Regions from separate parts of the Homo sapiens genome. Here region 2 is linked to region 1. Evidence: chromatin contacts called from ENCODE Hi-C or POLR2A ChIA-PET data. All regions are on one chromosome and are shown on one strand. Each heading gives the region's core, a stretch centred on a gene start or an enhancer-like site at or near the end of the contact. The rest is flanking DNA. Distances are from core to core; before and after follow the strand shown. Region 1 holds the start of HMGCL (3-hydroxy-3-methylglutaryl-CoA lyase). Region 2 has its middle 14 kb from the start of MDS2.

Evidence for each region. A loop is a pair of places that touch in the nucleus more often than their neighbours do. ChIA-PET counts read pairs that join two places held with the same protein, here RNA polymerase II (POLR2A). Pooled maps may share reads with other maps.
Region 2: a loop to region 1 is called in a pooled map, with 3 times the contacts of the local background. The contact joins the enhancer-like site here to the promoter of HMGCL in region 1. A Hi-C loop is called at or near these places in 1 of 50 pooled maps. POLR2A ChIA-PET finds 5 or more read pairs at or near these places in 5 of 52 experiments (A673, HEK293T, OCI-LY7 and 2 more).

The regions. Positions count from the first base shown.
Region 1 is chr1:23,822,453-23,827,764 of GRCh38, forward strand. HMGCL (3-hydroxy-3-methylglutaryl-CoA lyase) reads right to left here and starts at 2,977. Exons shown (of 9, transcript NM_000191.3): 1 at 2,904-2,977. The coding sequence starts at 2,963. It overlaps LOC105376861 (a long non-coding RNA gene), which reads right to left. Exons shown (of 3, transcript XR_947068.2): 2 at 3,632-3,731; 3 at 3,088-3,136. RefSeq lists an enhancer at 2,978-3,846.
Region 2 is chr1:23,610,540-23,615,851 of GRCh38, forward strand. No RefSeq gene overlaps it. Among named protein-coding and RNA genes, the nearest start is that of MDS2, 14 kb to the right of the region's middle. RefSeq lists an enhancer at 2,281-2,330. Within about 2 kb of position 3,017, at least 7 of the 41 ENCODE cell types and tissues checked have a DNase peak (open chromatin) inside an H3K27ac peak, as active enhancers do; they include OCI-LY7, where a contact is called at or near this core.

The sequences.
Region 1 (5,312 bases), core at 1,727-4,226:
AATCAACTTTGTTTTACAGATTTAATCTGGATAAATATACTACAACGAGGCAAAGCGGAAGGCACACTGTGTGATCCGCTAAGGATCTCAACCCCCTGAAGTCCCCCAGGAATTCCCTGCTAGGAAGCAGCTGGAACATGTACAACTCACCTGACTGGCCTTGTTTTAGCCAACAAGCTTTCTTAGAGACTAAGGCGATGAGCCATTGAATTTCATGACGTCAACAGGCTAAGTTGGAAGGTCCCTGCAACTTGAATCTCCCTCCAACAGGGATGTTCAGCCTCTGCTAGTATATCACCCTAAAACTATCTCACTGGAACATAAGTTTCATGAGACAGGGACTTTGTTTTATTCAATGCTGTATTTCTAAGGCCCTGGGACATAATAGGGGCTCGATAAATAACAGTTGAGTGTTGCTGAAATAATCTAAAACCTGCTTCAGGCCAAGCGTGGTGGCTCACGCCTGTAATCCCAGCACTTTGGGAGGCCGAGGTGGGCAGATCACCTGAGGTCAGAAGTTCGAGACCAGCCTAGCCAACATGGTGAAGCCCTATCTCTACTAAAAACACATAAATTAGCTAGGCATGGCAGCAGGTGCCTGCAATCCCAGCTACTCGGGAGGCTGAGGCAGGAGAATTGCTTGAACCCAGGAGGAGGAGGTTGCAGTGAGCTGAGATCGTGCCATTGTACTCCAGCCTGGGGTACAAGAGCGAGACTTCTTCATCTCAAAAAAAAAAAAAAAAAAAAAAGCTTCTAAAACCTGCTTCCAAGCTGCTTTTATTAGAACATTATAAACTCAATTCCACTTCCTTCCTTCCCCGTAACAGCTCTTCACATAATAATTCAGTTTTTAAACACTTAATATTTGCCAGGCACATACAAGAGCCATTTACATATTTATTTATTTATTTATTTATTTGAGATACAGTCTCATTCTGTCTCCAGGCTGGAGAGCAGTGGCGCGATCTTGGCTCACTGCAACCTTCACCTCCCAGGTTCAAGTGATTCTCCTGCCTCAGCCTCCCGAGTAGCTGGGACTACAGGTGCGCACCACCACACCTGGCTAATTTTTTGTATTTTAGTAGAGACAGGATTTCACCAGGTTGGCCAGGCTGGTCCCGAACTCCCGACCTCAAGTGATCCACCCACCTCAGCCTCCCAAAGTGCTAGGATTATAGGCATGAGCCACCACGCCTGGTGAGCCATTTACATATTAACCCATACTGTCCTCTCAACAATCTTATCAGGTAGGAACTATCATCATCCCCATTTTACTGTAAGAAATCTAAGGCCCCACTTGGGAGGCTGAGGCAGAAGAATCGCTTGAACCTGGGAGGCAGAGGTTGCAGTGAGCTGAGATTGAGCCACTGCACTCCAGTCTGGGTGACAGATGACAGAGCAAGACACCGTCTCAGGAAAAAAAAAAAGAAAGAAAAGAAAAGAAATCTGAGACCCAAAGAGATTAAGTAATCTTCCCGAGGTGACATGGGGAGTTACTCACTGAGGCAATATCTAAACCTGGCAGTGTGGCTCTAGAGCACAAGCTCCTAACCTCTGGGCCACTGTTGCCTCTTTACCACCGTTCGTTCGGTCCACAGTCTTCTCCTGGTTAAACATCCCGTTCCTCCTCTGTAAAGCTCTGCTCAGAGAGGGTCCCCCTAACCACACAAGTACTGTGCCACAGTGTCCTGAGGTATGGTGTACCTGCATCAACACCAACAGCGAATACTGACTAAACCCAGTGTTAAACTACAGGCCAGGGACTATTATTATCCCAACTCCGTAGGTGAAGAAACTAAGCCTCAGAAAGGTTACCCAAAAATCACAATTAGAAAGTGACAGAGCTTGGACTTGAACCCATATCTAGGCCTAATACTAATACTGGTTCCTATGCTTGGAACCCCATGGAGGGCCATCTCATTACACCAAATATTTCTTAAAAGCTTATTAATATCTACTATTGCGTTTAACTTTCCAAGTTGGAATTGCCATCTTCATTTTACACATGAGCAGGTGGTGCAGGTGAATGGCCAAGTAAAGATATTAACGTGGCTTTCTGAGAGGGACCCAGTGCCAGGAGTGTATTTTTCCCTCTATACAGTTATAACTCCTTCTCAACTCCCTAAGGTAAAAATACCACCACCGACTGATCACTTATTAGGAGCCAGAACACTGCCAGATGTGTTACTTACATTTTCTCTAATTTCCAAAACAACCCCAAGGGAATGTTGTCCGTTTTACAGACGAAAGAGCTGAGGTTTAGAGAAAGTAAATAACTATGTCATTAAGTCTAGAAAGTGGCAGAACTATTGGGACACCCTAGCTTCAGCTTTTATTTTTTCTGCTCCATACAGCTACGTCTCCCACACTTTTTCTGCGCTGAGAATGGGAGAGGGGAAAACATCAGGATCGAACAGGATCAAAGTGCAATTCCAAGGGAATCACAGCTTGGCTCCAATCAACGCAAGTCCCGCTCGGTAGGCTGGGATAGTTCCCCAAGCATCTCTAAAAGCAACAACAGTTGGAAATGGAGACGAAGGAAATGGAAGCGTGTTCTTGATTTTCACTAATGAAGAGTTGGAGAGGTCTGAAGTTCAATTAGAGGGAGAAAGGGGCCAGGGTCATCGGAAAGGGCCCTGGGCGGGGAATCAGGGCACCTAGGATGGCGTCCCAGGTCTCCATGACCCAGACAAGTCACTCCACCTCTCCGGACCTCAGTTTTCCCATCCCCTTCAAAGGATTTGAGGGGAAAAGGGAGGGTCCAGGACTCCAACGCCCTCCCGACTCTGGCCTGAGAGCTGTCCGGCCTCGCCTCTAAGAGAGCAGTCACCACGGGCCAAGCCCCCAACCCTGACAGTCAGAGTGCCTGCAGGGCCGCCGCCTCGGCGGCTCGGGGCACTTACAGCCCGGAGGGACGCCAAGCCCACCAGTCGCCGCGGAAGCGCCTTCCTCATTGCTGCCATCTTGGCCCAGAATCCCCCGCGGCAGTCCAGCTGGGCCCCGCGTGACCGATGGCTCGTCTGGTGGGCGCGGCCCCGCCCCCGCCCCTCCGCCGTGACTTCCGAAGCTGGCTCCACCCCCAGCCTCTCTCCGTTTTGATTCCGAGCGCCTCTTCCATGCCAGGCCAAGTGAGACGCTAGGAATATAAAGATGAACAGAATCAGCCTGGACACCATGTAATCCTAGCACTTTGGGAGACCGAGGCGGGTAGATCACCTGAGGTCAGGAATTCGAGACCAGCCTGGCTAACATGGCGAAACCCCCGTCTCTCCAAAAAATCCAAAAAAAAAAAAAAAAAAAAAAAAAAAAAAAAAAAGCCGGGCGTGGTGGTGGGCGCCTGTAATCCCAGCTACTTGGGAAGCTGAGGCAGGAGAATTGTTTGAACCCGGGAGGCGAGGTTGCAGCGAGCGGAGATCGTGCCACTGCACTCCAGCCTGGGCGACACAGTGAGAGCCTGTCCAAAACAAAAAACCCAAAACCAAACAAACAAAAACATGAAAAGAAATTAACCAAATTCTGTGGCTTCTTGTGTTTAGAGTGTGGGAGGTGTGAGGAGACACATATTAATAGTTACACAAACAGTTGTGTCATTTCTAACTTGCACTATAAGAAGCAACGATTTGCTACTCACTGTTCCGAGTTCTTAGCACGGATTAACTCACGCATCACGATCTTCAGGATTCAAACACAGGCAGGCAGCTCCAGAGAGGGGGCATCCTTAGATTTCATACCTTAAAAAAATGATTAAGATTTATCTAGGTGTACTTTCTGAAGGGCTGAAAAAAAAAAAAATCTATCCAGGTGAAGAGGATACAAGAAAAACTTTCCAGACGGTGTAGCATTCGCAATGGCCCTGAGGCAAAGAAAATGCTGAGAACACTGTTTTTCTCTCTTTTGTTTTGTTGGTTTGTTTTGTTTGTTTGAGATGGAGTCTCACTCTGTCACCCAGGTTGGAGTGCAGTGGCGCGATTTCGGCTCACTGCAACCTCCGCCTCCCGAGTTCAAGAGAGTCTCGTGCCTCAGTCTCCCGAGTAGCTGGGATTACAGGTGTGCACCACCACGCCTGGCTAATTTTAGTGTTTTTAGTAGAAACGAGGTTTCACCGTGTTGGCCAGGCTGGTCTCAAATTCCTGACCTCAGGTGATCCGCCCGCCTTGGCCTCCCAAAATGCTGGGATTACAGGCGAGAGCCACCGCCCCCGGCCAGAGCACTGTTTTCAAACTGTATGTTGTACCCCACTAATTGGTCACAGTATCAATTTAGTGGGTACAAACTTTATTTAAAACAAAGAACTAGAATTTTATCTATCTATCATCTATCTATCTATCTATCTATCTATCTATCTATCTATCCATCTATATTTATTTATTAAGACGAAGTCTCACTGTGTTGCCCAGGCTGGAGTGCGGTGGCGTGATCTCGGCTCACTGCAACCTCTGACCCCGGGGTTCAAGCGATTCTCCTGCCTCAGCCTCCGGAGTAGCTGGGATTACAAGTGCCCATCACCGTGCCCAGATAATGTTTGTATTTTTAGTAGAGATGGAGGATTTCACCATGTTGGCCTGGGCTGAAGCAATCCACCCTCCTCGGCCTCCCAAAGTGCTGGGATTACAGGCGTGAGCCACTGTGCCAGGCCCCAAATATAAAATATTGCTCTATAAAATAATAAAAGAGTGATCTAAAAAAATAAAAATAATAATAAAAGAGAAAAGGCTGGGTGCAGTGGCTTACACCAGTAATTCCAGCACTTTGGGAGGTCGAGGTGGGAGGATCACTTGAGGTCAGAACTTGAAGACCACTCTGGCCAATAAAGTGAGACCCCAAGTCTATTCAATAAATAAGAAAAATAGCCAGGTGTGGTGGCTCATGCCTGTAATCCCAACACTTTGGGAGGCCGAGGTGGGCGGATCACTTGAGGTCAGGAGTTCGAGACCAGCCTGACCAACATGGTGAAACCCCGTCTCTACTAAAAATACAAAAATTAGCTGGGCATGGTGGTGCGTGCCTGTAATCCCAGCTACTCAGGAGGCTGAGACAGGAGAATCACTTGAACCTGGGAGGCGGAGGTTGCAGTGAGCCGAGATCACGCCACTGCACTTCAGCCTGAGTGACAGAACGAGTCTCTGTCTAAAAACTAAATAAATAATAATAATAAATAAGAAAAATATTAGAATACAATGTATAAAAGTAGTAAAGCCAAGTACTGCTTTGCAAAACTTTTGTTCATTATATATATCAACAAGGTTGCAATGTAAAATAAATTTCTTACTGTGGGCTGCACTTGGAATTGTTTGAAAACACCTTTTTAGCAA
Region 2 (5,312 bases), core at 1,767-4,266, 210 kb before region 1:
TTCCTTGCATACAGCCTGGCACACAGCAGATGCTCAGCAGTAATTAATAAAGTGGATGACTACATGTATGTGAAAGCAGTGTGAATTGCAGTGAGAATTTTATTATTCTTCCATACCTGGAGTTCTAGGTGAAAACAACAGGATACATGCCACATAAACCCTGATCAAGGCTCTGGCAGGGAACAGATGGTATAACCAAATGGGTAATTTGTAAAAAGTTTAATGAAGGGACTACTAACAAAGGTGTGGACAAGGTTTAGGAAAACCAGGGGGAATGGTGCAGTACCCCAGGGCTGGCAGGCAATATGAGGAGCTGTTACCACCTGTGGCCTGAAGGGTGGGGAGGGAGAGGTCACCTGGACCCATGGCCAGAGATGTATGCACAGGGCTGCCTGATAGGAGCTGTAGGCTTCGGGTGAGGGACACAGCCAAGGTGGCAACCCTGTAGGAAGGGGCTGGGGAATAAATACCAGTCCCCACTTGCCACCTGTCCTCTGTCCTCTTGCCTCACCCAGCCAGAAGCCAGAGGGCAATGGGGGCCATTGATGTCACCCACAAAGGTCACCTAATCAAGGTACAGAACAGGTTGAGGAAGGGCAGAGGAGAGTTCTAGAGGGGCAAACAGAGAGATCCAGCATGAGAAAGAACATAATACCCTCAGGATCTTTAAAGGACTTCTGGATATGCTTATAAAATACAATAAATGCTGGGTGCAGTGGCTCATGCCTGTAATCCAAGCACTTTGGGAGGCCAAGGCGGGTGGATCACGAGGTCAGGAGATCGAGACCATCCTGGCTAACACGGTGAAACCCCATCTCTACTAAAAATACAAAAAATTACACAGGTGTGGTGGCACACACCTGTAATCCCAGCTACTCGGGAGGCTGAGGTAGGAGAATTGCTTGAACCTGGGAGGTGGAGGTTGCAGTGAGCCAAGATCGCACCACTGCAAATCCAGCCTGGGCAACAGAGTGAGACTCCATTTCCAAAAAAAAAAAAAATTAGCTGGCTGTGGTGACACACACCTGTAATCCCAGCTACTCAGGAGGCTGAGGCAGGAGAATTGCTTGAACCCAGGAGGCAGAGGTTGCAGTGAGCTGAGATGGCATCATTGCACTCCAGCCTGGGAGACAGAGTGAGACTCCATTTCAAAAACCAAAAAAAAAAATACAATAAATGGCCATACACAACAATAATCATTAGCACTTAAGCACCTACTGTGTGTCAGGTGCTGTGCTAATCCATTTTCCAGTTGTGGAAACTGAGTCTCAGAGAGGCTAAGCAACCTGCCCAAGGTCACACAACAGGAAGTAGCATAGCCAGGACTGGAACACAAGTGGGCCTCAAAGTGCAGGTTCTCATCACCTGGTAGCAACTACCTATTGCTAGGCACTATTTCCAATCCAACAAAGCTCTACAAGGTCAGTGTTTTTTTCCAGAAACTTAGAGAGGTCAGATGATTTCTCCAGGGCCACACAGCTCATAGGGGGTGGGGGTAGGGGCAGGGAAGCAGGGTTGGAGAGTTTGCCATTAGTTGGAGCAGGTGACTGGCAGATTGCACGGTGGCAGCCTCAGGGATTTTTTTAGCCCCAACGGGTGGAGCCACCTCTCACCAGGTGCCTCCCGGAGTCACTCCCCAGCTGCAACCACAGGATTTAGACTTTCAAAGCTGGGCAGGGCCCTCAGCATCCTCTAGGCTGCCTCTTGCCTGTGACTTTAAAACTAATAATAATGATCGCAGTCAGCCATGGCTTCCTGAACCCCTGGTGTACTCATTCATTGTCTTTCTCTACATTGTCGCTAATCTGACCACAACTCTCCTTTAGGATTGTACAACATCTACAGGCAGGTATCATGGGCTGCTCATTTTGTAGAAGAAGTCTGAGGCTTAGAAGGCAAATGACTTGTCCACGATCGCGAGGCAAGTCAGACCCTTCAGAGCCAGACCCTGACCCCAGGGCAGTGTATGCAGCTTAGAGCACCGATCCTGGACCTGGAAAGGCTGCATCCACATCCCCAATTGCACCTACCAGCTGTGCTGACCTTGGACAAGTCATTTCTCTGCATCTTAGTTTCCTCATCTATGAAATAGGAACAGCAATAGCATCTGCTTCATCTGGTTGTGGTAAGGATGAAATGAATGATAATACATAAAGCACTCAGAGCAGTTATTAGAAACACACCAAGGGCTTTATAAGCATTGTATCCTGGAGTCCACTGAGCTTTCCAACCTTGTCTGAGGAGGCTCTTAAAATTGCTTCTGTGTGACCCTGGCTTTCATAGTAATCAACTGAATGGTTCCCACCAGGGCCATGCACTATGCTTCACAGGCCATGCTTGCCCCATTCAGCCCTCACCATCACCCTGTCCCCATTTTGCAGACAAGGAAACTGAGGCCCAGAGAGGAGTTATGACCTGCTCAGGCCTCCACATCTCAGAAACTGCAGAGCCAGGGGGACTTCTCCCAAGTCGAAGCTGGTAGTCCCCCCCTCCCAACCGCAGGAAACCCAGATTGTTATGATTACTGGTATTGTTGTCCAAAACAATACTGGAGACGATGACAATACAACAATCATGGAGGGTGCTTATTTCCACTGGCTCAACAATTATCCCAACGCCCATATGGAGGGGGCCTGGGGCTTCAAGAAGAGGCTTCTCGAGGCAGGATGAACAAACAAGCAGTGAAAAGCCTGCAGCTGGGCCCCAGGTGCTGGAAGAGAGAGTGGGGCAGGAAGCGGGCAGGCCATTTCTTTCCTCTTCTTTCTTATTTGTTTGAGAAGCAACTTTACTTTCTAAATCGGTCATTGTCACCCGTTAGCCCCCGCCCCACCTGGGCCAGGGCCTCTGGTGACGGGAGCTCAGGAGGAAGCTCTAGGGGGCAGGAGGGATGAGGGTGCGAGGTGGGGCAGGGCCTGGGCCCAGCTGGACATGGGGGCTTCTTTCCTGCAGGGGCCTCATAGGCCACCTTCAGGTGACCTGGGCCTGGCAGACAGTACCTGCTGGAGGTGTGACCTGAGTCCTCCAGGTTCAGCTGCCAGTGGGGAGGGGAGGGAACCCTCATCAACAGGGAAGTAGCTGGCACGGTGGTCAGGGGCCTGGCTCTGGAGTCAGACCCATTTGGCTTCCACAGTCTGTCACCTCGGGCAAGTTACTTCACCTCTCTGAAAATGGGATGGTTTGTTGTGAAGATTAAAAATAATGAAACCACATGACACATGGAAAGCATTTAACACGTTTACTAGCACTTAAGCACATTTACCACTGGAGATTTACTTAAGAAGCCAATAGGTATTGGGCATTTACTATGCACCAGGCACTTTTAAAGCATTCTACACGTATTAATTCATTTATTTGGCACAATTAACATTCTTCCCACTTAACAGATGAGAAAACTGAGGCACACAGAGAGGTAGAGTTCCTCACACAGGGGCAGATCCAGGCTTGGCAGGATGTCAGTAAAGGTTATACAATACTGAGGGCGGGGGGGTCTCTTTAAATAATGAAGTACAAGGCCATGCCAATGAGGGACCCAGGACTTAAACCTCACCATCCTCACCTTAAATCTCCCTCTAAGCTCTGCCGCCCTGCTAGGAAGTGGTAGCAGAGGCCAGGTGGCTAGCTCCAGAACCCGTAAGAGTTATAAGCACTATTGAGAGTACACGAGACAGTCACTGCAGAATGCCACACAAATAAGAGGCAGCACTTCCATTGCATGTACCATGGGCTACACACTCATTTAACCCTTCCAGGAACCTAATGAGGGTGGCATATTATTACCACGCCCATTTTACAGATAAGGAAGTCAAGGCTCAGAGCGGACCAATGGTTTGCCTGAACGCACAGTGCTAAGGAGTGGTAGACCAGGATTCCAGCCCAGGCAGCCTGATCTCAGGGGCCACCTGTTTAGCCACTACAATAACTGTCACCTCGCTCATGACTGGGGCTCAGCACCTTCCTCTCACCTCCCCTTGCAGGCTCTCCCATCTGTTCCCTGACAGCAGCTTGGGGTGTGGACAAGACACCCCTGCTTTGGAGTCAGAGATGCCTGGATACTAATCCTCACCCTGTTGCTTGCTCGCTGTGTGTCCCTGAGACAGTCTTTTCCCATCTCTGAGCCTTAATTTTCTCATCTGTAAAATAGGAATTGTGCAATTTATAGGGTGGTCATGAAATGCAGATACATCAATTATTATTTTATGTGTTTTGTAACATACTATCAATAAGCCATGTATTTAAGTAAGTAAGTTGCCTTTGGATACCACTTCATAGGGTGGCTTGGAGAGTCAGAGTAAGGCGAAGAGTCTGGCCCATATTAAATGCTCAGGACCGGTAGAGATCACCATGCTGGGGACAAGGGGACAAGTCATTTGTGAGGAGTCAGGGGAATGGAGAAATGGACAAAACCAGATGTTGGGATGCCTGCATTCTGGAGGGATTTCTACCACCAGCTTGTGGTGTGACCTTGGACAAGTCACTCCCTCCTTTCTGAACTCAGTTTCTCCATTTGCAAGTTGTAGGCATCGCTCCTCACTAATGCATGAATGAAACTGTCTCTAAGGTCCTTAAGAGACTGAATTTCTGGGTAGGAGCACAGGAGCATCTTCTGGGTCTCTCTGAGGGCTGCTCCCATGAAGTCTCCCCCCTACTCTTGGGGTGCTTTTCATGGCTCCCACTCTTGAGACAAACAGGAGGGTTTGCAGGGAACTCATACATCTCATCTGCTCCAGCAGAACCACAGTGCATGGCTCAGCTCGTGGGCTCTGCAACTGGATAGCCTTGATCTAATCTGTTTCTCACCTGTAAAATGGAGATGAAGATAATATAATAGATGTCCTTATCCTGAGTTCATAGAGGAGGAGACGGAGGTTCCAGGAGGCACAGGACTTGCTGGAGGTCATGGCTCTCACCTTGCCCTTGTCCTACTGCCTCTGGCCCACCCTTCTACAGATATGGGCTTTCCCTATGGGAATCCCAGCTTCCTCTCCCCATCCTAGAGGATTGGGTCACATTGTCTTTTGCCCTCTGCCTGACATCCTGTCTCTCCTCTCTCCCCATCTGGCAAACTCATCCAGTGGAGGTGGGCCAGCCCTGGTGTCCCCACTTACGAGCACGGTGACCCTGAGTAAGCCTCCCACCCTCTCTGGGCCCCATCCCCTCCCCGACGTCACAGGAACAACGTGGAAACGCTTGGCACACCCAGTGCCTGACCCATGGTGAGTGCTCATGAAATGTCATCTCAAATGTTGTCTCCTCAGGGGGCTGCCCTGGGGCCTCCATGTGGACCAAATTTCTCTGGGCTTGCAAAACCCAGT